Regions from separate parts of the Mus musculus genome. Here regions 2, 3, 4 and 5 are each linked to region 1. Evidence: chromatin loops called from intact Hi-C (ENCODE). Cell type or tissue: heart. All regions are shown on one strand. Region 1 holds the start of Fez2 (fasciculation and elongation protein zeta 2 (zygin II)). Region 2 overlaps Crim1 (cysteine rich transmembrane BMP regulator 1 (chordin like)). Region 3 overlaps Crim1 (cysteine rich transmembrane BMP regulator 1 (chordin like)). Region 4 overlaps Crim1 (cysteine rich transmembrane BMP regulator 1 (chordin like)). Region 5 overlaps Gm32282 (predicted gene, 32282).

Region 1 (5,000 bases):
AATGGAGGGAAAAGGGTAATAAAATAAAACCAGGCTTAGCAGCTTATGCATATAATTTTAGCACAAGAAGGGCAGCAGGAAGACCAGGAGTTCAAGGTCAGCCTGAACTGCAAAGCAAGTTCAAGGCCAGCATGGGCTGCAAGACACAAAACAGGAAAAGCAACAAAATAGTTTAGATTTTACAGCCACCTAACTCTGAAGCACAGGCTAAAATAAACTTTCCAGAAAGTCCAGCTGAACCCAAAATAGGTCTTCTCTAAGAATCCTGGTACAAGCTACACTCACTCATCTGTTTTAAGTAAAGTACTCATAAATATAAATTTAAAAATCCTGAATGTGCAGTAAGTCTCAATAATTCAAGTCTATAAATCTACATAGAGGAAGCCATCTGCTCTTTGGGGAAAATCTACAAAAGTCACCTTTTGCTGTGCACCGCATGCTTATCTCTGCATTTAAACTCCCACCATACACTTATACCTCCACTGCCCTTGAGGAGAACATGGCTAGTCACCCATGTTAGCATAGGTCCTCTCTCTCTGCTCTCTCTTGGTAAATTTCCTAATTCCTTGAGAAATTAAAACTCTTTAATGCCATGAATCTTATCATAGTTCAAGAATTCCTCCCATGGTTTTGGTGCCTAAAGATACCGGGCATCAAGCAAGACCAATGACCCCGGAGACCTGGGATCTGTAAAAAAAAAAAAAAAAAAAAAAGAGAGAGAGAGAGAGAGAGAGAGAGAGAGAGAAGCTGACTGTACAAGTGGTCTGACTCCAAGGATGCGTCTGACAGGCTTGCTTTACCCGTCCACAATCACACAAGTACTCACACAAAATTATTAAGATGTAATAAAAAATGCTGTTGTTTCAATTCTCCTCACTAACATGTAGTGTCTCCGGCCACCATTGTGTTCCCAATGTTCTGGAAACGGGTCCTACCCATCACCTTCCAAGAGGGCCAGTACTCTTAGGGTCTCCACTCACCCTGCAAACAAAACACTCGAGCTCACTGGCTCGCACCATTCTTTTGGCTAGATTTTCACGAAAAGATGCGGTACATAATTACAACTCTCGTGTAAACAAACAATAATTGGGTTTAAAAGTGTCTGAATAAAGCGCTTTCATCAACCCCTGTGAATGTCATCACACTGAAGCTAATCACAGAGAAAACGGGAGCCATTGCTGCTGTGCACTGGTCTTCTGGATACACTATTAGATATCATTAGTAAGGGCTACCATTTACTTTTTGCCTCTGTGACAGTTTGTTCTTGTGGGCCCAAGAGACTTCTATAACTTCAATGGTAACTCACACCTCTGCACTCTGCCTAACTCCCAGATCTCCATCAAGGATTCAGTTAGCGGCTATAAAGTCTTCATTCGGACATCCCCTTTGAAATCTCCCGTATCCGGTACAAATACCTATCAAAGTACTCATTACACTCGGAAAACATGTGCTTAACCAACCTATGTCCCATCCCACTTTGTGTCCTACTTGAGAGGAGCAATGCCCACTTCGGCATCCCCAGTGCCAGGCCCCATGACAGGGGCTTTAAGAAAAGCGAGTTGAATGAATGAACTGAGCCACACGTGCCCCAGGAGGCAGGGTCTCCACAAGGAAGCACACAGGGGTCTGCAGGAGGGTTCAAGGGGAAGGAAGGCAGGGCAACAGCGGGCATTTAAACTCCAGGGCCAGGCCGGCAGCCCCGGGGCGGGGCTCAGAGCGACCGAGGAAGAAGGAGGGCGCGGGGCGGGGCCTGTGGGGACTCCCGGCTGCGGCGGGGGCAGGGCGAGGTTGGGGCCGCTCCCGCCCGCCCGCCCGCTCCGGGGCCCGCACTCACTCGTCCCCTTGCAGGAGGCTGCACTCCGTGATGGGCCGCACGGCCGCCCGTGGGGGCTCGGCCTCCGACGTGGGGCGGAAGCACAGGCTCAGCTTCTCCTCCAGGCTGGAAGCCAGCGCCGGGAAGCTGTCGCCGCCCGCGTGTGCCCCCGCGCCAGCCTCCGGGCTCGCGTTACAGTTCTCCTGTTCCTGGACACTCCCGGCCGGCTCCTGGAACTCATAGAAATCCTGCCAGTCCCCGTCAGCCGCCATCGCGCCCGCTGCCGGCGCCCCGCCCCGGTCAGACAGCCACGCCCTGTCGCTTCCAGGCCACGCCCCAACGGTGCCCGCCCACTTGAGGCCACGCCCCTTGTCCTCCAGCTCTTGGTTGAGCGGAGACCCAAGCTGACTTTAAAGTCTTCCCTTCCTGAGTCTTCTGGAAGACCTTAACCGAGTTGAGTCACTTCCGATGTTCTTGAGCATTTAGAAACAACTTCCCTCAGTGTCCCTGTCTAAAAGTGGCTAAAAGGAAGACTTCTTTAAACCTACTTACTGTCAGATTTTTGCCCCATAGGAACATTTCTAACACTCCATCTAGATTGACAAGATTTACTGGGAAATGTTTGCTTGGTACCAAAATCCATTCCACAAATACATCTCTCCCATGTGCAAAACGCATGCTTGCTAATAATTATGTGAGTGAATATGCTCAAAGTACTTAGAAAATGCCTCAACAATAAATACTCACCTGCTTGCTATGCATGGTCACTTCTTCATTACTGTAGCCCGACCTTTAAAATTTAATGAAAATTAAATCTTGTAAAAGCATGGCTGAGGTATGGAAAGCTTTCTTTTCATAGACCTAGCTTCTTATTTGTTTGTTTATTTGCAAAATAAAATTATCCATGAAGGTAAAGAGCAGTGATTGTTGTATGCCATATACACTGTACCCTGAAGATGGCTAGGATTATAGTTTTATCACATGCATTTAACTACAACAAAAATCAAGGAAAGTAGGCAGATGCAGTAAATGCCCAATAATAGACAGAATCATTATTCCTTCAAATGTGTCATTCAGGTGGGTGAAACATCTTTCAATAATATATTATAAAATGTTATAAAACAGAGGAGCAATGCAGCTGGGGAAGAGGGGGAAGGGGGTAACTGGGAGGAGTTGAGGGAGGGGGAACTGCAGTCAAAGGGATTGTATGAGAGAAAAGTACATTTTAAAAGGGAATATATATGTATATATATATATATATACATATATAGTGTCTACTCAGGAATTGTATAAAAATTTATTGGGCAACTCAATCCAGTGAGCTCGTTTTATATATAATTAAATACAAAATGCCCAATGAATTTCCTTGCAAACAATACCTGCCCCTCCTTGGGTAAAAGGAAGTGTTAAGTGGTAGAATGTAAGAAGACATTCAACAGGAGACCCATTTCTGCCATGTTGTGGTACCATGCTCTTCCACCCAGCCTTTCTCTAGACTCTTTGACTCAGCCTTTCTTAGAAACTACCCAGTTTCAAGTTTCTGTTCCCTCGCCCCTTCACTCAGTATGTCCTGTCAGCACTTCTTCTCCTTCCTGACAGGCTGCTCCCTTCAGCTAACTTCTAGCTTGAACCAAAGCACCAGCTTCGGGTTTACACAGTCCATCACCAGGGGCCCCCTGAGGAGGAAGCCGGCCTCCTTTATCACTCCATAGAGCCTAATTTTGTACGTTGGCTTCACTCAAACTTATCTACTTTATACCTATTTTACTTCCTACCAGCTCCTAGAGACCTTTATGAAAATGATCATGTGTGAAGGAGTTTCCTCACTTGATAGATTAAGAAAGGTTAGTTTGTACATGTGCCAGTGGTAGTTAAAGAAAATTAGGCCATGAATTTAGGGGCCGGGGGAGCTGAGAGGGAAAAGATTTTTGTAAAGTTTTAACTTAAACTAAATTTTGAAAGAAAGAAAAGTTATCTGAGAAAAACAATTTCAAGCACTTATATTCAAAACTAGAGAAGATGGAAAACCAGCTTTAGGATGCGTTAAATAATGTGTCACACAAATGCTGACAATGGCAACATCTCAGCCGTACAGTGCAGTGCAGTCAAATTCCTACATATCAAAAAATGGAAAAGTATATCATGTAACATGTAAATCACCTAAACATATAATTAATCTGAAAATACAGAACCGAAGAAAGAAAATACTGAGTGTTCACCGAGCCTGAAGCATGGAGCCTGTGTGCAGCTGTGCTAGGTCATGCTTATGGGCTAGGTCATGCTTATGGGTTAGGTCATGCTTATGGGCTAGGTCATGCTTATAGGTTAGGTCATGCTTATGGGCTAGGTCATGCTTATGGGCTGTGCTTGTGTAGCCTGGGGTTCTTGGAGGACTCCCATCAGTGGGAATGGGGTGTGGTGTCTCTGACTCCTTTACCTCCTCTTAAGATGCTTGTCCTCCTACTAGGATGCCTCATCCAGCCTTGATGTGAAGGTTTGTGCCTCTTCTTGCATCTTCAGTTGATATCCCTGGGAAGCCTGCTCCCTTCTGATGGAAAACAGAGGAGCAATGGAACCGGGGAACATATATGTGTGTGTGTGTGTGTGTGTGTGTGTGTGTGTGTAGTCTACTTGTCAAAGTATCATGCTTGGCAAATGCTAAAAGCTCATTAAGCAACAGATAAGGTCTATAAAGGAAATTTTCTAGTGAAAAACTCAGAAAGAGGTTCTTTTAGTAGTTACGAAATACTTGAGTTAGTTGAACAAAGGGGAGGTCTGGAGACAGGGCATCAGAGGGGACACCAGTGGGTGTGGAGGAGAAATACACTGAAGTTTATTTAGTAAGTATGAAAAGACAGAGACACACAAATCAACAACAACAACCAACAGAGAAGAAAAATAAAAACAGAAAGAACAGAAATCTATATTGACCCATGAATTTAAGGAGAAAAAAAATGTGTTTGCTTGTCAAAAAGGAAAAGGTGACTTCTTTTGATTTGATTTCCTGTTTTAAAAAGACTTTTGAGCAGACCACACACAAAGAAACCATTATTTTTAAGGGGTTGGAAATGATAATTACCCTGATTTGATTATCACAAATTGTAAGCATTTATCAAGTTACATTTTACCCCATAAGTATGTGTTAAGTATTGTATGTTGGACTGTGGACTACACACGATCCAAAATC
Region 2 (5,000 bases), 210 kb before region 1:
GCCCGCATAGCGCAGTGTGGCACCGAGGGCGTACGCAGTCCGCGCAGCCGGCTTCTGATAGCGGAGTAGACCTGTGCTCCAGCCTGCACTCCCTATGTGACTCTTACTATTTTTTCTTTGCGCTCTTCCTTCACCTCCTTCTTCCTCCTTCGCGTAATAAATCAGTTTCAGCTCCGGAGTATGTCAGTCCAGGCGAAGTTGCACATGGCGATTACTCATTTATTTGCCTATTGGAAACGGTCAAAGGCTTACTCTTCTGGATGGCTGAAGGGGGTGGGTGGGGGCTGCACCTGGATTAAAAAGTTATGGTTCACTACAAGAGGTTTCCTTTCAAGAGCCAACCTCTGCGTGTTTCTAGAGCTGGTGCTGTTGTCTTTTTGTTTGTTTGACAGCAGATTCTGCTCTGCTCGCTTCACCGTGGCGCATCATGCACCGCTGTGTGTAGATGTACTGAGGGCGGGGGCGTTGATAGTGGCGCCTCCCTGTTTCGGAAGCACTGTTGGACCCGGTGGGCCTCCATCAGCACATGGCTCTACTTCTGCCTCAAGGTGCCCGATTAGGTCTGAGGTCTAGAGAGAAATAGTGAGTTCTTTTATTTTGACAATGGACTGGATTGTCTGTTAAAAGTGGGGTCCTTGTCTTCCTAGAGATCAAACATTTGGGCTCCTCGATGCTGTTCCCGGTATCTTGCCAGGGATTAGGGCTCACTTGTAAGAAAAGACAACTGCTCTCTGCCTTTACTGCTGTTAACCAGCCCCTGGGACAGGACACTGGTGTATCCTGAAGTATCCTCGTGTGTGTGTGTGTGTGTGTGTGTGTGTGTGTGTGTGTGTGTGTGTGTGATGTGTGTCGAACTGAGATGCTGGAAAGGACAAAGGTGGCTGTATTAAATGGCTTCAGTACTGTGGTAACTCTTTAAACACACATGCATTTATTTTTGCGTGTGGTTTTAAGGTTTTGGACAGTTGTGGAATAATCGGGGAAGCCTTCCTGGTTTGGAAGCTAGTGGGCAGTAATGAGTGTGCAGGGGGGATGGCGGCACTGGGGGGACAGGGGGGTGGGGTGGGGGTGGGGTGAGGATATGCTCCTTTAGCATAGAGCCTGCAGGACCTAATTTTCCTGACACAGAAAAAAGGCCCTCCTGGTCTCCTTTGACAACAACGTGGGTTTTTTTCTCAGCTCAGGGAAAATGATCATCAGACAGACTGATAGACTTTCACATGCTTTGACTTAAGGCATTCTGAATAACTTAGGCTGAAAGATGCTTCTCTGTAACCTGCCATGTGGAGCGCCTAACTTGCCTCAGACTCCTATAGATTCGTAAAGAACTGGGAGGGACATGGTTAAATGCAGTAGAAACTGCGGGGCAGTGAGAAGGGCTTTGGGAGGCTCAGGAGAGGGTGACCCTTGTTTGTTTTTTCATGTGTTCCTGGTGAAGGGAATGCTTGGGGGAACATTTACAGTAATCAAGTGTTTTGGCAGCAACGCCCCATGTCACAGTACAGCATGATTTTGGCACTTTGTTAGGGAGCCTGTCATTCCTCTGAAATGATGCATCCCTCATGCCTGCCTTTCTCCTGGTAACACCAGGTGCACAAAGTGTTGGCCTTGAAAATGCTTGGAAGTGTTTCTTGACATGAGTGTATTTCAATTAGTGCTTTCTGGAAACACATTTCAGTTAGCAGGCCTGTTTTCAGCTGAATGCTATGGGCACATCCCGCTCCCCCCTCCCTCCTTCCCTCCCTTCTCCTCTCCCTCCCTCCTCCCCTCCGTCCTTCCTCCTTCCTTCCTTCCTTAATTCCTTCCTTGACTCTTTCCCTTCCTCTCTTCCTTCTTCCTTCCTTCACCAAAAGCAGCAGTAAAAATCTTAAAGCCACGAGACTAAGAAAAAAAGGACAACAATTTTTGGCATGATGTAATGCTTACATTTGGAGAGGTCTTTCTTCAGCGGTCTAAAATGTCAGATATCTTCACGTTACTGTAAAATGCATGGACCACGTAAGTTAGCTGACAACCCTTTGCAGCACTAGAGGAATCTTCAAGAGTCACCGATTTCTAGAAGGTACCCCCCCAGATTTTCTTTCTTTCTTTTTTTTTTTTCTGTAACTTTGCATAAAATTTCTCAATGGCCAGTGCTTCCCTCAGTTTCCATTTTTATTCAGAAATTCGTGTGTATTGTTATCATAACACATGAATAGGGATGGATATATTTTATTCATGTAGAAAGTCTCTTGCGCTGCATTTTTTGCGCTGAAATGACCCCTACTGGTTGTATCTGTTAATGAAAACTCTTTTGAAAGCTTATTTAGTTTGCTACCCTGAGAAAACATAGTATCATGGTATAAAATAGGACTAATCCGCCTGCTTTTGAAGATGCGACTTAAGTGCAGATTTATATTACTGTTTGCCAACTTGCAGACAGGTTTGTTATTTCCATACTGACTGTCTTGGGGCAAGGGGGTGGTGGTGTTTTAAACACAGTTCACAGAATGAGTTGGATCAGAATGGAGCCCAAATTTAGTCTTTTTGTTTCAGGTTTTTATGGCACAGTGATCCCTAAAAATAGATCAACAATCCTAACCCACAAGAAGAACCCTGAAGGAAAAAAATTAATTTCTAAACAACTGGAATTGTGAATCAAGTGGCGTGCTCACTAGGGTGTCTCCCCTGTATTGAGGCCGTTAGTGACTATGCATACTTGAAGGATGGAGAATGGAGCCAGTTCACCAGCTCTCTGTCGTTTCTCAGTCTTGAACAGTGCCTCCTGGCCCTTTGGAGGCAGCAGTGCCCTTTCCTGCTTCCCTGCATCTTGTGAACCTTCCTGTTGGCCTTTGCAGAATCTTAGCCGGACTGCTTTTTCTGTCTCCAGGGAAATCGCCTACAATTCCAAAAAATTACAAGTTTGGCCTTCTACTCGGAAGAAGTCTGTATGGGAGATCTCTTTAAGGGATCTGAGCTTTAAAAACTAATGAAGTGAGATTGTGGAGAAAGAATATGTTGATTGGGCAGTAAGGACTACATTTGGAAAGAGGCCTTAGGCTTCATGCTTTCCTTAGGATGGGCAGGGGGAAGAGCACCAGTAGCTGTTTGTCTTAGGGTGATAAAGTTGCTAGCTTGAGTCTGCCGTTGTTGGGACAGTGCTTAAGAATGGAGAGGACACTGTTGAGCTTTGTCCTGAGGACAGTGCGACATTAGAGTCAGGTGTCCGTGACAGCAGATGTGCACCAAGACTTCAAAACTACTGCCACAACTCGGTTTTCCCCATTGCTTTAGCTTCCCTTCCGTGGCGGTTTACAGGACAGCACAGAGAACTTAAGATTGTGTGGTGAGAACTTAGAGCAGAGAGAAAGGTTCGGTGTTCTAAACTGCCCCCGGGAAGTTACAGTTTCGTTATTTGTCTTCTGGGATAGTCAATAGCAGAAGGTGCCCGCTTGGGGAGAGTGGGAGGTGGGAGGTGAGCCCAGGGAGCAGACACCCAGGACCAGGTAGACATATCAAAACATCCAGCAGGGTACACACTGCATGAACGCTGTCCTCTTTGTTCAGTGGGAGGACCCGAAGTTTAAAGTCTATGGATTTTTACAAATTAAATAAAGGAGAGGTGGGGAAAGACTAATACTTTTGTACTGAAGTTAGGGCAACATCTCAAACCCAGGCTTCCAGACTATGTTTTTGAGTCATGAATGGAGTTCATTTTCACTTTCAGAAGTCTTTAGGTAAGGTCCACGCTTTGATACCAGAGAGAGAGGCGAGCAGAGGGCGTCTAAAAGATGTTAGCAGAGTATGGGAAGAGAAACTTAATTCAAGTAAACAAGGAAGTAATTAATTCCTCCTCAGAGTAAATATTGACAAAACACACAGGACCGACTATTCACTGCACATACACAAATGACAGGGCAAAATGACCTTCATTTGCGCTGTCAGGCTTATAGAATTCTCGCTGCTGTTAAGGAGTCTTGTCACATAAAACACTTGGCAAAGGACAGATGAGCTGCGGACTGTAGGGGAGAAAGGCAAGAACACCAGGCACCAGGACATGCGCTGCTGGTAACATGTGGGTAGAGACTAGGAAACTTTGTAAGCAGTGTGTTGGGGATACAATTAAGTAAGCAGAAGTCCCATTCATTTATAAAACATTTTTAGTGTTTGTGTGGGCAAGCTTGTGTGTGTGTGTGTGTGTGTGTGTGTGTGTGTGTGTGTGTGTGAGTTAGAGAGCGTGTTTGCGTATGTATGAGAATGTGTGAGGAAGTGTGTATGAGAATGAGTGTGTATGAATATGAATGAGTCATGTGTGTGTATGTGAGTTACTGTGTATGAGAGTATACATGTGAAAGTGTGTGAGTGTGTGTGTGTGAGTATGTGAGATAATATTGGTGTGTGTGTGAATGCCAGTGTGTGTGTGTGAGAGTATGTGCCTATATGAATGTGAAAGTGTGTGTGTATGTGAGTGTGTATGAGACATGTCTGTGTGTGTGAATGTGAGAGTGTGTGTATGTGAGCAAGTGTGTGTGCACGTATGAGTGTGAAAGTGTGTGAGAAATAGTGTTTGTGTGTGTGAATGTAAGATTGTCTGTATGCATGCCTTTGTGAGAGCCTCTGTGTGTGTGTGTGTGTGTGTGTGTGTGAGAGAGAGAGAGAGAGAGAGAAAGAGAGAGAGAGAGAAAGAGAATACGTGTGTGAGTGTGCATGTGTGTGCAATGTGCCAGTGTTTGTGCTTGTGGATGTCGGAGGGCATTTGGAAGTTGGTTTTCTTCTTCCACCCTATGGGTACTGAGGACTGAACTCAGGGTGGCAGGGTGGCAGGCTTGACAGTAAGCATCTTGACCTGCCTCAGGCAGGTTCATTTACGAAGAAAAGTGAACAGTCCCCAAACTCTGGACCTTGCATCCATGTACAGGAGCTAGCAGGAGATTCGGTACAGGCTTCTGCTCTCCATGGCTTGGTTCCTATCCAGCCATCTGCTTGAGGAGTTTGGGGAGACAGAGTGCAGGCATTATGAA
Region 3 (5,000 bases), 170 kb before region 1:
TGTGTGTGTATGTGTGTGTGTGTGTGTGTGTGTTGACCTGTCTCTTTTTGGTCATTCTAGGAGCTTTGACCTCAAGGGACCTTACACCATTCTCTGGTGTGTGAAACGGAAACTTAGGTTCTCGGTTGTGTCTGATCCCAGGGCTTGGTAAGCAGTCAGGGTTTTAACCGGCCTAACTACTTCCCACATGACATTTACAGCAATATTTCTCTCTGCTTTACCGAAGAGAAAGTAAGATTTACACTTTCTTAGTACCTGTTGGCCCTCTGCTCGCTAATCAGACTGGAATCTTCTAAATGCTTTCCTGTTGAGAGCCAGCTTGTCTCTGTCCATCAGGAATGTTGCAAATGGAATTAGGCTGTGGTCTTGTTATATATCTTAGCATGATGTGTGACTCAAAAATGTTATCTGCATGTTCCTTTATGCCTCTCTGACTGGACCCATGTCTGCTAAATGCCTCTGGGAAGTTTTTTGTTTTTGTTTTTGTTTTGTTTTGTTTTTCTACATCAAGGATTAACATGTGTAATCATATGTGTATATATGACTAATAGGTAATACTTGGCAATCAGCGTGTCTGTCTCATTAGTTCTGCTGTGTGTGTGTGTGCACATCCACATATGTGCTGTTAAATATAACAAAGCTGGTAATGGTGTTACAGTCCCTGGTTACAAGTTTCCTGAAAGCTTTGCTCCTCTTTGATGGCCGTGGATTCCCTGGCTATACAGACATTCCAGCCATTCTTTCTAAGAGCCGGTGTGATTTTTATACGCTTTGTAAACATCTGTGGGAGAAAAGAACAAGCTATAACTCTTCAAATAAATATTATTCAACCTCCTTCCACTTTCATTTCCCTTATCACTGGGACAACCACACCCAAGTTTGCTATTAAACTATGTTGTCTATCAGCTTCCCACATGCCAACAAAGCAAAGGAAACACAACAGATAAAGTTGAATACTGTCTTCCTTCTGTTGACATTTCTACAGCAACAAGTCAGAAAGTTTGTCTCCTCTGAATAGGCAAGAGGTGTCATGGGTCAGGATCAGATGGCATACCCACTGGTAACCATGAGGACTCTCAGCAGAGTTATGTAGAACATTCTGGAATTCTGATGAATGGAAGAAGAGTGACTATTAACTTACAAACTGCTTGCTTCATTTTTCTATCTATGGAGAGGAAAAAATGGAGGCACAGGTAAAGCTGTCGTGGGATGTCAGGTCTCCAACTGTCAGAGTCAAGGCCATTTCAGCTCTCCCTGTGTCAGCGGTTCTCAGCCCTCTGGGTCACAACCCTTTTGTGTGTGTGTGGGGGGGGGGGGCGTCTAATGACTTTCAAAGGAATCTACTAAGACCATCATCAGAAAATAGATCTCTATATTACAATTCTTAGCAGTAGCAAGATTAGTTACAAAGTAGTAATGAGACTATGGCTGGAGTCCCCTGTGGTCTTACAGTCCCTGGTTACAAGTTTCCTGAAGGCCTTGCTCCTCTTTGATGGCTATGGATGCCCTTCTAACCTCTGGCCATAAAGACTATGGTTGGGAGTCACCGCAGCATGAGGAACTGTGTTAAAGGACCCTAGCTTAGGGAAGTTGAGGACCACTGCTCTAAGTGAAACTTTGTCTTGGAGAAGCTCCTGTATTTGGCCATTCTTGTGGTGGGAGGATTTTGCTGAATTTTATGGCACTGAAGTCTTCACTGCATGTTAGAGCTGTATACAAAATCCCGAGGGGACTTCGATGCTTCATGCTTTTTACTGTCAGTTCTCCAGTAACAAGCCCAGCAAGATTTCTTTTATTATTATTTTTTTTTGGCCACTCCTCTCCTCCAAAGTTCCTTCTGTTTCAGATTTGTTTCCGAAAAATCCATTACAACTCATAGCAGCAAATGGCGTGACTCGCTCCCTCCATGACCATTTGTTTATGATCATGGCTGATTTGCTACAAAGAGCAAGACAGTGGATACAGCGTGTGTTATTTACTATCATCTGATGCATGATAAAAATAAAAAAAAAGTGAGAGAATGTTCCCAAAGTGTTAGAAATCACAATGCGTAGACACACTGCAGCATAAGGAGGCAGTAAATGTGAATTGGGCACAAGAATGACTTCCTTCGCCCACTGGCACTTTAAAGGGACTTGGACTATCAGTTAAGAAAAAAAGCACTAGGATTTTAAATAAGCTGAGCTTGGAAGTAATGTTCGGATTTTCCGTATATGCTGCTGAATAAACTCTAGTGTGTTAAATGTCAGTTAAATGTGTGTCGCCAGCATACCTAATAAAAAGAGAGGATGACCAAAAAAAAAAAAAAAAATCTACCCAAGGCTTTAAGATCCCGGGGCCCTTTAATGTGCTTTTGACCTTCAGTTAACGGACATAGTCCCAGAGCAGAGGAAATGCCTTAAATTCTAGCATCTGCGTTTGTTTCTGTATCCTTTTGGCACCATTACAACAGCAGGGCTTTTCTTTCCTTTTCATTTTTTTTTCCACACAGTACAGTCAACACAGGTTTTTCAAACAAGTTGGAAAGGACAGGGCAGTCACGGGGCCAAAAGCAACGTCCCTGCCCAGTGCTGGGTGGCAGGGCCTGATTGAATGGCTTTGCTGTTTCAAGGAAGTCTAGAACCGAAAAACCAACCAACAGGAGCCCACACAAACCCAAACTTCAGACAAAATTAGATACCTAGGTGTGTGTGTCTAAATACACCTACGTGGAGCCAGTGCGGGATAGGGTGAATGCTGTCTTATGTTTGGACCTGTTGAATCTTTGTCAGGTGTGACCGGGTTATTCCATTTCATGTGGTTTTTGGATACTCCCTTGGATTTCCAGCTGTTTGAAGATTATTTCTTCAAGGGCTCTTTTTTTTTTTCTGTAGTTGAGAAAATAAGTTGGTTTCCATTGAAGTCCTTGTAAAGTGTGTGTATTCAGACAGGCAGTGTTTCCTTTCAGCTCCCTTAGAATTTCAGCCAGTCTGTCCTTTATCCTTAGTAAAAGGTCACTTAAGCCTTTGAGATAGACCAGTGAGACCCGATTCTCTTTCCATTAGTAAAAAATTCAAAACAAATAATTGGAAGTATGTGTGCATTATCCTGAATTCCCAGCTTCGCACCTTGGGGATTTGTGTGTGTGTGTGATGTTTTCTTCGACGTTGAATAGCGTAACACGGCATCTCTGACCTAGATGGCTTTTGTGGGACCTTCCTTTGGTAGAGCATTTTCATGCTTTCCATGTCCGTAGTGTTTCATTGGTTTGTGATGTGCTGACATAGAGGACTTAGGGGAAGTAACGTGTGCATGGATGCTTACGAGCAAGATTCTGAAAAGTAGCCCTTGAAAGTTGTTTTCCAAAGGTAACTGACTCAGAAAAGCTTTTGTCTGAAGTCATAGTCCCCAGTGTGTTCATTTTTTCATTCATCTGCTCTTCATTCATTCATTCATTCATTCATTCCCCAGTGTGTTCATTCACTCACTCACTCACTCACTCACTCACTCACTCACTCACTGATACCTGTTGCAGACTTGCTGTGTGCCACACAGCTCAAGATGAACAAGGTGGGCAAGGCAGTGTCCCTCCCAGTCCTGTGGTTGCATGGAGCATGAGCAGAATCATAGAGTGGGAGCTGATTCCCAGGGTTCTGAGACGGAGACAGGATACTCAGAGAAAGCTGTATCTGCAGAGATGGCTTTGTGAGTTGGACTAAAGGGAGAAAGGTGTTACCTGGCCCACGAGCCTAGAGGAGGGGATGGAGAGAGACAGCTCTGCCATGAGGAATACTTCTGCTCTTGTCAGAGGTCCTCCAGGCACCCACATTGAGTAGCTCACAACTACCTGACTCCAGATCCAAGGGTCTCAGATACCTGTGCACATGCCCACACATATACATATACATATACATATACATATACATATACATATACATATACATATACATCATATAAATCTACATAAACATATACATATCCTCAAACGTAAATCTTATAAAACAAAACATACAAACGAAAATCTGTGCCAGGCGCAGTGGTGCACATCTTTAATTCCAGAGCTTGGAAGGCCAGTGGATTTCTATGAGTTTGAGGCTAGCCTGGTTCAAATCGCAAGATTCAGGCCAACTAAGACTGTAATAGCGAGATCCTTTCTCAATAAAGCAAAACAAAGCCAAAGTTAAAAATTAATCATAGCAGCAATTATACTAAACAATAAATAAATAACAAGCCCGGAGAGACACCTGTAAGTGATCTTACTGTGGGAGAAAATCGCCTAACATGGGAGTCACAAGAATTGGGTGGCAGGAGAGGTTAGGAAAGAACTCCGTCACACAGACTGTAAAGTAATAACTTTTGATTTTTACCCACAATGCACTAGGAATCTGTAACAGTGCTTTAAGCTTCAGCTGTGATAGAAGGAAGTGCTATTTATGAAATCAACTCTGGCCACTCTGAAAAAAAGCTGATTTTCCCTGGGGGCTGCAGGATTATTGGGGGAATTCTTTTCAACACTGAAGGAGAATCCTGGTGGCCAGACCAGGGTGTTGATGGAAGAGGCAGAGAGAAGGGTGTGGATCCTTGTGTCCTGGAAATACTCTGCTGGAGTCCTGGGGGTCAGGTTAGGAGATGGATTTGGAAATGATCACCAGCTTTCTACCTTGAGTCGTGGGTACCCTTTCCCATATGAGGAGGGATGGAGGGTTAAAGTGAGCCTTTGGAATCTGCTGAACTGTATCAAGGTAGAGAAGTTTTTGCAACCCTTTCTTCCTGTGTGGATGGTGTTTGGAAGGTAAGGGAACCCAGGTACCCCCCCCCCCCCCGATCTTTGAAGAATGATTGTTATTCTTCCCTAGGGACATCAGCAAAATTCATATCCCAATTTGCTTGGCTTCTCTCTAAAATTATTCACAAAATCTTTAAGTTTTCTCCCAGGAGCATCTACTGTTTCAGGCATGATTATGTGAGTGTTGGAATCCCTGGAGAACCAGGGCCCGCTGAGGCAGATACAAGTTGATTTG
Region 4 (5,000 bases), 56 kb before region 1:
ACCCTGACGTTGGGTTTCAGAAGCTAGTGTCACGTGAGGAGTTCACGAGCTACTTGTGTGGTATTCACTGTGACCCTGTGTGGAGGGCACGCTGTCCTAGGGAAGCCCCATGCCTCCCTTCGCCTCCTTTCATGGTTGCCAGTCACAGCGGGGGGGGGGCCCCAGACTGTCACCATCACTGTGAGAACGAGTATTAAAATTGCTTAAGCGAAAAGAAGGGAACAAGAGGTGATGGAAAGGCAGCAGAAGCAGAATGGGCCCTGCGTATTGTTTAGAGGGTGCGCAGAGGAAAACATTCCGGTTGTCATCTACTGTACTAACTTTGGAACTGGTCTAAAGTTACCGCACCAAAAATAAACAGTGTTTGATTTCAGTTTGCTCGGGTCCTGCCCTGCACACTAGAAACATCTCCGTCTGCGTCTTCCATGCACAGTTTTTGTTTCTCCCTTTAGCATCCTTTTCAACATTGTGAACAGAGATTCTTATGTTTGCAGTTGACTCAGGGAGGACCGCTGGGACATAGCATCTGTCTGAACCCCTTGCCAAAGGATGGCTTCATATTAAAGAGGAAGGCTGAGGGCTGGAGGCTGGCACTGGGGTCTCAGAGCGCAGCAGCATCTGCCCTTTCCTGTTTATTTCTGTACAAGAGACCAAACCTGATTTTTCTACCTGCCAGTGATAAGGGGTGGGTGGAGACTTTTTCCCAGAAGGAGCCACTTGGTAAGGCCCCCTGGACGATGCTGGCAGAGAATGGCTCACAGTATGAAACATCTCCTGTAAGGGTAGAGAGTAGGACATCCTGCTAGTTAGATTTTTCTAACAAGATGCAATACTCTGACATCCTAAAGAAAGCTGTATGTCTTTTTCTTCCTTTTTGGAGCTACTTTGATCTTGCATCGTTTCTGCCTGCCATTTAGAATATGTTTATTCATTTCCAAAATTACTTTGTTGTATAATCTCCATGCGCACTCAGACATACACACACACACACACACACACACCTTACTGTGAAATAGTAGGCATAGCTATAAAACAACACTTCATTTAAAGTTAAAATGAACAACTTCTTTGAACTTAATCATTGAAGTGCCCAACCAACACACAGTAGATAATAGAACAAGAATTACATTCTCTGAGAAATCGTGTCCTCTTTGCATGCAATAGGGATCACCCAAAAGTCACTGCCAACCAGCTGGTCAGACTTCTGCTCGTGGAACTCGGGAACATGTATAATTCTTCTGTTGATTTGAAGCAACCATTTTATTGCACTATGCTGAAGAAACTGGAAGTCTCTTTTGATCTTTATAATAGAGTTAGACTTCACATCCGGAGAAATAGATGAACTGAAATAGAACTGGGTTTTGAAGAAAGGACTTTGATGGCCACTGGCTTATGGCAGCCATACTACATGATAATGTCTGTCTCTTTTTTTATATGAAAATCATTAAGATTGGCTGGTTTTCCTCATTGAAATTGATCAGGACTTGCATGCACACAAGTCCACTTGAGCTCCCTCTTCACGCTCTTGGAGTCTGCTCTGTCCCTTTAGCCAGAGTGCTCAGAGCCTGCACCTACTGACCTGTTGGTTGTTTACTTAAATTCTAGCTTCTTAAAGTTTCTTTTTAAGTCTTTCCTTTACATTTAAAAAAGGGGGGGGGATAATTACGTTAGTTTCTCAAGTGGGCTGCTCACATTGTATGTGTGACAAACATGACACTCCAAACATGACACTCATTTGCCCAACTGAAGTTGATAAAGAAAAATTATAGTACAGGCCAGGGATATTTAGTGTCTTTATCAGAAAGTGTGCCTTACTCCTTTCTGGGTTAGGAAGAGGAATTGTAATGCATTATGGGAAGTGTACACTGATATTGCCTGTACCCATGTAAAGAGCCAGTTGTGGCAGCATACATCTGTAACCCTAGCAGTGAAAGAGGAGAGACACAGACAGACCCTCGAGCTTGCTAGCCAGCAAGTCTGGCAGTTCTATGTTCAGTAAGAGAAACCACAGCAAAATATAAGTTGGGGACACACATGCACACAGTGCACACACACACACATGTGCATACACAGACAAATGCTAAGCTACATACACACACTTCAAATTTCAAGCTTAGTCCCCACCCTGAAGTGAGCCAGTCCTTTGGCACACCCACTAAATGTAAGCCTCCATGTTGCTCTGAACGCATGTCCCAGAGGAAATAGGCCCTGTTGGCGAATGAAGCCAAGAGTTAAGAACAATACTGTGAGTGTGTGTGCCAGCATTTCAATACCTATGGAAGGAAAAGTGGTCCCAGAGTAGTACTGTGCTGAACTGATATAAACGGGGATTTCTTAAAGCCACAACACCTTTTAGCTTCCTGGCTACCAGGATCCCAGAGTAAATTACTTTCCTGGACTCTGTAGTGTAGCAGGAGATTTAAAAGAACTGATGCAATTTCTAAAGCCGCCTGGCTTCCTCTCAGGAAGTGACTCCCACACCATGACCACCACAACAGAATTAGAACCCAAAGTGTCCGTCCGAGAAGGTTGCCTCTGAGGCAGAAACCGAAACTGGAACGCAGGTGACAGTGGGTTTGGGGTTCTGTATCCTTCCGTGGAGGAAACAGGAAGCAGCCCGGAGACACTTCCTCTGCAGAGGCTCATATGTACAGCACTCCTCGGAGTCAGCGGGCCTCTGGGTCCATATGAGTGACTCCTGGGACTGTAGGTTGAATCCAGAAAGAGGCAAAAGGCACTGTGGCTGCCAAAGCCATTGGCGAACTTTATTTTGTAATTAGAACAGCTCAAGTAGTAAAAGCCGGCTCCAAGGGTCACAGCTTGTTAAGCTTTTATTCTTATCTTGAAAAGACAGGAGATGGTCAAGTTTAGACAGTTGAATTCAGCCTAGCTGGCATAAACATGGAAGGCTTGAACAGTTGTCACCTTTTTTATAACCAGAATCCAGGACAGACAGAGGGGAAACCACACTGAGTGCTGCTCCAGAAAGGGCACTGGATATTTGTTACGTGCTCCTGGGCTGTACAAGATACTGTTGCTTGAATTTGCATACAGAGGGGAGAGAGAGAGAGAGAGAGAGAGAGAGAGAGAGAGAGAGAGATTCTGTGACTTAAACAGCCTCTGTCATGTAACCATTGTGGCAAACCTATCCCCACCATAAGATAGCCCACCATGTTCACCATATTGACAGTGTCCAAAAAACAAAACAATTACCTGAAAGAGGCCATTTCAGATTGAATCTGATAAGGTCAGACAAGGGGCCCCTGATGAGGAAGTAAAATGCCATAGCTTATCAAATCAAGGTATAACCATTGAAATAGTGACTGTCTCGCCTGAATATTTAAAGCATTGGCCCCTGATGCCATTGCCAGTGGAAAAGCCCAGAGCTGTCTGATGCTAAGGCAGTGTCTTCCGGATCGTGCTCATGGGATGTTTAATCCCTAGTGTATTGGTTTTAAAAGGAAATGTTTTTTTTTGTATCGGTGCTGTCCCTGATGTTTTCCTTGGAACGTTCTCCTGTCGTCATTCTGTTGGTAGGCAAGAAGGCATGTGTGGGTTGGAGAACCATGCCCGCGCTGGTTCCTGTCCCACCCCGACTTCCTGTCCTCAGCTTAGATGAGTGACTTGACTTCCACGGGCCTCGATTTTCTGTAGGATTGAAACAATCACTGTGTCCACTGAGCTGTGGAGATCAAATGGAACTGACTGACTCATGTGAAATACTCATCTTGGTGCCTGGCACATAGCAGTCATCCAGTAAGTGGAAGTTACAAATAATCCAAGCAAGGTATTGAATAGCCGAAGCACATGATGTCATTGTGTGCATAAGCAGAGCAATGCGGTGGCATTTGGGAAGAAACAGATAGCGTGTACACCCAGTAGTTACATTGAAACTCGGTCCCTAGGTCTGCATTCCTCACCAGGCTAGGTGCTTTGAGTGGCTTTTTCGTAATCTCACTTAGGCTAAGTACAAGAAAACTTCAGTGACTCGTAATTCATTACAAACACCTTCAAGTTGCATAGACTCGCCCCTGTTTTTCCATTCTGAAGGTTTCTTAAACCTGTGGTCCATCTAGCAACCAACATCTGCTCTATACTGTGTCAGCCTCTACCGAAGTCACTAACTTCTCAAGAGAAACCGAGTAAAAAGCAAAAATATTTCTAGGAAGACTCATTAACCAAAATCTATCTTACTATTTCCTGGGCCAGATGGCACCTGCCCTGGTAAATTGGGACTGTCTTGAAAGCAAGAGTCACATCTGCTTGCTTCACATGAAAATTCACTATTAGCACAGTATGGCTTGGTTCTTAATACCCTATTTAGAGAAACATATTTCGTTGCAATGAAAGGTTTTGGTACTTTGGTTCAGGTAGACTTCTCAAGCAAGACCAGGAATGGTGTCTTTGACATGGGGCTCAACTAAGAGTCTTGAGTCAGGCTCTCTGCACACCCTGCCATACACTAATTCTGACCCACCTCAAGTCCAGCACCAGCTTAGCTTTTGCTGGGCACTGAGTGTATGGGGTGGCCTCAGAGTTTCTGAAGGAAGCCAGTGCACATCGGAGCCAACACAAGAAGTGTCTGCCTGCCGGCTGGCATCTGCTATGCCCTAAACATCTTCACACACAGTTTTTCAAATCTGATCTCAAATCTGAATGAAGTCATTTGCAGATGAACTGAAGCTGAACGTGACTTGCTTTTAGGGTCTTCAGGGATGAGTAGAGTTTCAGGGGAACCATGATAAACAACTGGTCTGGTAGCAGTCAGCTCACATGTGTGGGCAGTTCCCCAGGGGCTGCACATTCCTTAGCGGGTCAGAAACTCTGACTCTGTCTCTGAGGGACTGCGAGCCCGGGTCTCTCCGTGGGTTGCTAGCATAATGGGTTCCACTATTTGGGTGACAAAGCGCACGAGACTTTAGTTTCTTCACCTATTCTGTGGCCCAAAGTCCCCTGCCCGAGCCCATCGCCTTCTAAGTATTCAGAGTGCTCGTTCTTTC
Region 5 (5,000 bases), 220 kb before region 1:
CATTATATGAGTTAGTAATTGATAAAAATTGAACTATTTGGTGAGATATGGATGAAATCTCATGATATTGAAAAAAAACAAAATTTAATGTAATGATGGATGTGAAAAGAATTTTAAAGTTAAAAAGGGGTGAGAATTCTATAAGATTCTTTGCTTCTCTATAAGCAGAGAGAAGTCTTAAATGCATAGGCCTCACACTGAGAAGGTGTAAATCTTCACAGATTGAGGGAATGTGTGTGGATGAAATTTTTCTGGAAAGCCATATGCCAGTGCATGTCAAAATGGGATCAATTTTGACCCACAGATAATTCCACTTTAGGAGTTTACCAAGGAGAGTAATCAGACAAATATTTGATAATGTCATGGTGACCGTACCTTTATTTGTGACAGTGAAAATGTGTGCCAAACAAGCAAAAGCCTAAAGGTGTGTTGAGACACCGTCAGTGAAACAGGCAACCCACACACTCTCCTCAGCGGGAAGAAGATGGAGTTATGGGTTCTAAAGACCAGTATGAGCAATGAAGCAATTATGAACTAGAGTGTATATCTTATTTGATACTTCACATATATAGACAAAGAAGCCTTCACAGATGTATAAAAATACGGCCCATTATTATAAGCCAATGGTGTTTCTTTTTCTTACTTTCTTCCTTCCGCTTCTGTTCCTCATCTTTTCTACTCTCCTGCCTCCCCCTCTTTCTCCTCTCTTATTGTTCTGTGTTTCTCCCCTTGTCTTTTTCTCTCCTCTTTTCCTGCCTAGGATGGGAGGTGTTTATCTATAGCCCACCATCCTAGAAAGACCTGAACAAGATGGGTTGGTGAGCTCCAAGTTACTCTTTTTTGTTTGTTTGTTACACACACACACACACACACACACAGGGATGCTCTCTGTGTAACATCATGTGCTGTTCCTGTCCTGGAACTTACACAGAACACAGAACACAGAAAACAAAACCTTTGCCTGTCAATCAGCAGATGGAGCCATCTGAAGGTGGCATCTTTAAATCTGTGGCACCAATAGGAAGACAGAGGGGGCCTTCTGGGGAAAGAAAGAGCATAGACAAGGGAGGAGACCCTCGGATTCTTCCTGAAGTTCTTTATTCCGTGTGACAATCCCTGTCTCTCTTGGACAGGTGTCATATTTGGAACTGTCTATTCTGGTTCTCCACTTCTGGGAAAGCCATTTGTCATGCCCTATTAACCTCAGGAAACAGTTAAAGAGACAGGCTTTTCAGGCAAAACAGGTATGCAGCCCAAACCTGATATCCATAAACACAGCCTTCCAAGACGAAAACTTCTCACTTATAAGATGAAGACAATTTAAGCCATTCCCCCAGAGGAATGTGAGGCCCAGCTTTAGACTGCTAGAGGATTGTGTGGTCGAATGAAATCAACCTCTACGAAGTGCTGAACATACTGGCTTTAGAAATGTTAGCTATGGAGCTGGAGATGTGGCTCTGTGGTTAAGGACAATGGCTGCTCTTCTAGAGGATTCAAGCACGCAAAAGATGGACAGACACACGTGGAGGCAAAAGCACCCATGCACATAAAATAAAAAGTGTTAGCTCTTCCTTTTCCCATGATCATTAGTTACTGACATTTAAATACATTCAAGATGAGAAACTGTCACAAAAACCTGAAACCCAACACTAATGCTGACTGCCAAAGCAGATCTAAGAGGCCATCCCAAGAAAAGCCAAAGGAGCAAACAAAAGGCAGACAAGTGTCCTATGGTTACATGTGACAAAAATTAGACAGGTAGGATGCCCACGTGTTGGGAGAGAGTTAAGACCTGAGTGACTGTTGTGTTGTTGACATGGATCATAGCCATGTCAAAGACCAAGGCCTCAGACCCAGATGAAGCTCAGAGGGATGTCAAAGCAGCCCTCATATTTACGGCCCAAGCTTCCAAGGAGCTGCAGCTACTCCATCAGAGAGCGCAGTCTGCCTGGTCCCAGCTTTCGTGTGTGTCTGTCTGTCTGCTTTATTCCCTTTCCACCCCTGTGGCCACATTTCCAGTCCCTGGAGCCATGGCTGGATGAGTCACCATCTCAGGCTGAATAGTTGGAAATGCATTCAGTGAGCTTCTCCCAATAAAAGCAACATAGGAGAATGTGCACTTCCTGATAGTATTCTCTGGGAAGTTGGTGTTCTTGTCTCCACTCTACAGAGGAGAGAACGGCTTTGTAGTGCACACGCAACTGTTTAAACTGGTACAAAGAAAGAGCAAGGCTCTGGCAGAACCTTCAAAAGAGGTCGTGTTCGGTGCACAGGTCTTGCTACCCAGTTAGTGCCTCGGAAGCAGCTGTTATTCACTGGCAAAGCAGATAAGACAAGGACTCCCTTAAACGTGATGTACTGGACGGTGACAGCATGGCCCAGACATCAGATCTAGAGTGGAAAAGTAGGTGAGTGAGCCTTCAATCTAGGACTTTATCTCTACCTCTGAAATTATCTGATCCTAGACTTGGTGAGCATCCTTATACAGTAAAGCTTGCTAGGGCTTAGGGAGACGGGAGGACTCAGATAAAAGGATTCGTTCCTGTTGTTGTCGTCATGGCTTCCTGTGATATGGATGCAACATTTTTTTTTATAAGACAAAAGATTTTTTTGTCCCTTGTATCGCTCTACTCTAATAATACATCTTACTCAAAAGATAATGTCTTCGTTTTTGTTTTGTCTTGTCTTGTTTTGTTTTGTTTTGTTTTGTTTTGTTTTTCACTTCAGGGACACATAAACAGCGTGACCATCCCAGAGAATGTGACTCCAGTAGGAAAGCTTGGGAGACACTGCATCAGGCTCCGAGTCTCCCATATTCTTTCTGTCTACTGCACTCCCTGTCCCACTTGCTGTTGCTGGGCCCCAGTTGGCACTTTGCTTTTCACAGTGAATCCCCGCTCTGATCCAACCTGCCCAGTGGCCAATAGAGGGCGGACTGTCTCTTCCCTCCAGATGGCCTTCAGAAAGTCTCCCTCCTTTTGCTGTCCTCCCTCCACTTCTTCAGGTTACTGAGCCACACGCCTGTCATCTGCTTTGTTTAGAGATGTTTACTAAGACTCCCGATGGGTCAGAGAAAATATCCAAGTGTCCTTTCGCATGTAACTCTCCTTTTCCACTCATGCCTGTCCTAAGCATGCCTCCCTCCAATGGGCTGACTGAGTGAGGTTGGAGCTGCTTAATAGTTGTGTTATAAGGAGATCAACACTACAACCAAAGGCACTTGAACTATTGTAGAATAAGGGAATATGCTCAGAGAAAGAGACATTAGACCACATTCATGTAAGCTCTGATTCTTACATTTTCAAGTGTCTTTTAGGGCCCATGTAACCTTTCCCAGCCTATTCTATCACTCAGCACCCAATAGCTATCATGCTAAGCTGAACTACCCCCTTCCTTAAAGACAGCAGGATCCCTTATGGATTAGCATTGCCTCAGCTCGTGGGCACCTCACATCTTGCTGGATTCCTGAAAAGAAATGTTTTAACTGAGCTCCTAGCTCACGTACGGGTCACGTACGGGTCTCGGAGAATCGGGTAGAGCCTTGCCACTAATTACTGTACTCAAGATTCCTATTTTCTTCTATGACTTAACTCTATGGCAAACATAGAGTCTACATTCTCTTGAGCTAGTATTTTCTAAGCCTGTTAATTTTTCTTACCTTGTACTTATTTATCTAAGTTTTTCTAACTATAAAGTCTCAAGAAGGATGGGTAGAGGCCTCCATCTTGTTGCTTGTCTATTCCCAGATCTGTGGTATTTCCCAATTCTTAATGTATTGCCCTAAAAGGAAAAAGCACAAAGAATGGTGCTTTAGACAGGGTGAGGTCACTCTCTCAAGCTGTGTTGTCTTTGCACTTCTGCCTCTTCTCTCTCTCCTGACCTTGACTTTTCCCGAGTCTAACAACATTATCTGCTTATGTTTTTAATAAAGTCTTTATTCTTGCATTCGAACAGAAGTTCAGATAACCTCTGCAGGGGTTGGAAGGGATGTTTTAACAAGGTCCAGTGATGACAGTTTGTTGGCAAATCCCACTATGAAGTACTAGTGCCTCGTTGGGCAACAAGACACGAACATTTATTATGTGTTTCAATATTTGGTTTTGCTAAAAGAAAACCTAGCAAGTTGTAAATGACTTCACCCTTTACTTTTATAGGGCTTCAGGGTACGAGGACCTTTTAGAGAGGGCCATGTAAAATGTGTCACAAATGCCTGGAGAATCGTCACCTCAACAGCAGCTTATAAGCCCCAAGAAAATGGGGTGTTCTCCCCTTTCCAATATTGACGGTTCCCTAAGCCCTCCTTCCCCAACAATCAGTATAATTAACGAGACATTTCCTCTCTTCAGTATAAATGTATATAGTTTTCTAATGGGATGGAGAGGGGAATATTACACTGGTGGCTTTGGCTTTTTTGTTGTTGTTGTTGATGATGATGACTACCACAGATAAACCATAATATTCTGCAGAAATATGAATCTGTCCCACAAACAAAATTCCAAAGGCATCTTTGTGTCCTTTCTCCTTGTACTGGTGCCATTAACTTTTGGCTCATTAGTCATGATGCTCCTGATCTAACTAGCTGCCACCTATCTGCAGCAAGACCATGCACAGGCAGCCAAGCCCACTTCACACCTGCTCCAACACCAGGCGGGTTTTACATAATGATTCAAATCACTCCCCCCTCCCTCCTTGGGCTGTTTTATTTATACTCCTGTAAGGGGGCACGGAGAAAACATCGACGGGGCCACTGGTTCTCTCCTGATGAGGGATCAGAGCTATCACTGGGAGAATCTCTGAAATCATTGAGGAGAAATCCTCCACATGTGCACAGCTCCTCTCCAGTTGTTTCATGTCTCGCCACAAAGAATATATTACCACCCATCTTCTTTATTAATACATTCGTGATAAATCTTTTAGGAAAGAAAAATGGGAGGAAGAAAAGGGAAACACGCCTCTTTAGCTCGCGAGCCTGAAAAAACAAAACAAAACGGCACAGTCAG

What was found. A loop is a pair of places that touch in the nucleus more often than their neighbours do. Peaks named below come from ENCODE experiments on the same cell type or tissue, not always from the same donor. Only the 100,000 strongest peaks of a DNase experiment are listed, where the experiment ranks them.
Region 2: a loop joins it to region 1, with 3 times the contacts of the local background. A loop is called at or near these places in 2 of 42 quality-filtered maps.
Region 3: it touches region 1 in a loop (2.1-fold over the local background); 2 of 42 quality-filtered maps call a loop at or near these places.
Region 4: it touches region 1 in a loop (2.9-fold over the local background); 8 of 42 quality-filtered maps call a loop at or near these places.
Region 5: it touches region 1 in a loop (3-fold over the local background); 2 of 42 quality-filtered maps call a loop at or near these places.

What each region holds. Positions count from the first base shown.
Region 1 is chr17:78,415,999-78,420,998 of GRCm38, forward strand. It overlaps Fez2 (fasciculation and elongation protein zeta 2 (zygin II)), which reads right to left and starts at 2,154. Exons shown (of 8, transcript NM_199448.3): 1 at 1,835-2,154. The coding sequence starts at 2,085. In heart, no CTCF peak of the experiment used is centred here; DNase peaks (open chromatin) are centred at 1,763, 2,133 and 3,423; H3K4me3 peaks cover 1,637 bases; H3K27ac peaks cover 1,182 bases.
Region 2 is chr17:78,201,420-78,206,419 of GRCm38, forward strand. The region is part of intron 1 of Crim1 (cysteine rich transmembrane BMP regulator 1 (chordin like)); the gene reads left to right. Among named protein-coding and RNA genes, the nearest start is that of Crim1, 3.7 kb to the left of the region's middle. In heart, CTCF peaks have their summits at 994 and 2,267 (motif pointing left); no DNase peak of the experiment used is centred here; H3K4me3 peaks cover 1,376 bases; H3K27ac peaks cover 718 bases; H3K27me3 peaks cover 574 bases.
Region 3 is chr17:78,248,269-78,253,268 of GRCm38, forward strand. All of the region lies in intron 2 of Crim1 (cysteine rich transmembrane BMP regulator 1 (chordin like)), which reads left to right. Among named protein-coding and RNA genes, the nearest start is that of Gm41620, 31 kb to the right of the region's middle. In heart, no CTCF peak of the experiment used is centred here; a DNase peak (open chromatin) is centred at 2,533; H3K27ac peaks cover 233 bases.
Region 4 is chr17:78,359,984-78,364,983 of GRCm38, forward strand. All of the region lies in intron 13 of Crim1 (cysteine rich transmembrane BMP regulator 1 (chordin like)), which reads left to right. Among named protein-coding and RNA genes, the nearest start is that of Gm52306, 28 kb to the left of the region's middle. In heart, no CTCF peak of the experiment used is centred here; a DNase peak (open chromatin) is centred at 2,568; H3K27ac peaks cover 349 bases.
Region 5 is chr17:78,194,383-78,199,382 of GRCm38, forward strand. Gm32282 (predicted gene, 32282) reads right to left here. Exons shown (of 2, transcript NR_168063.1): 2 at 4,868-4,969. Among named protein-coding and RNA genes, the nearest start is that of Gm32282, 3.1 kb to the right of the region's middle. In heart, CTCF peaks have their summits at 2,929 (motif pointing right) and 4,598; DNase peaks (open chromatin) are centred at 2,929 and 4,639; H3K4me3 peaks cover 172 bases; H3K27me3 peaks cover 1,531 bases.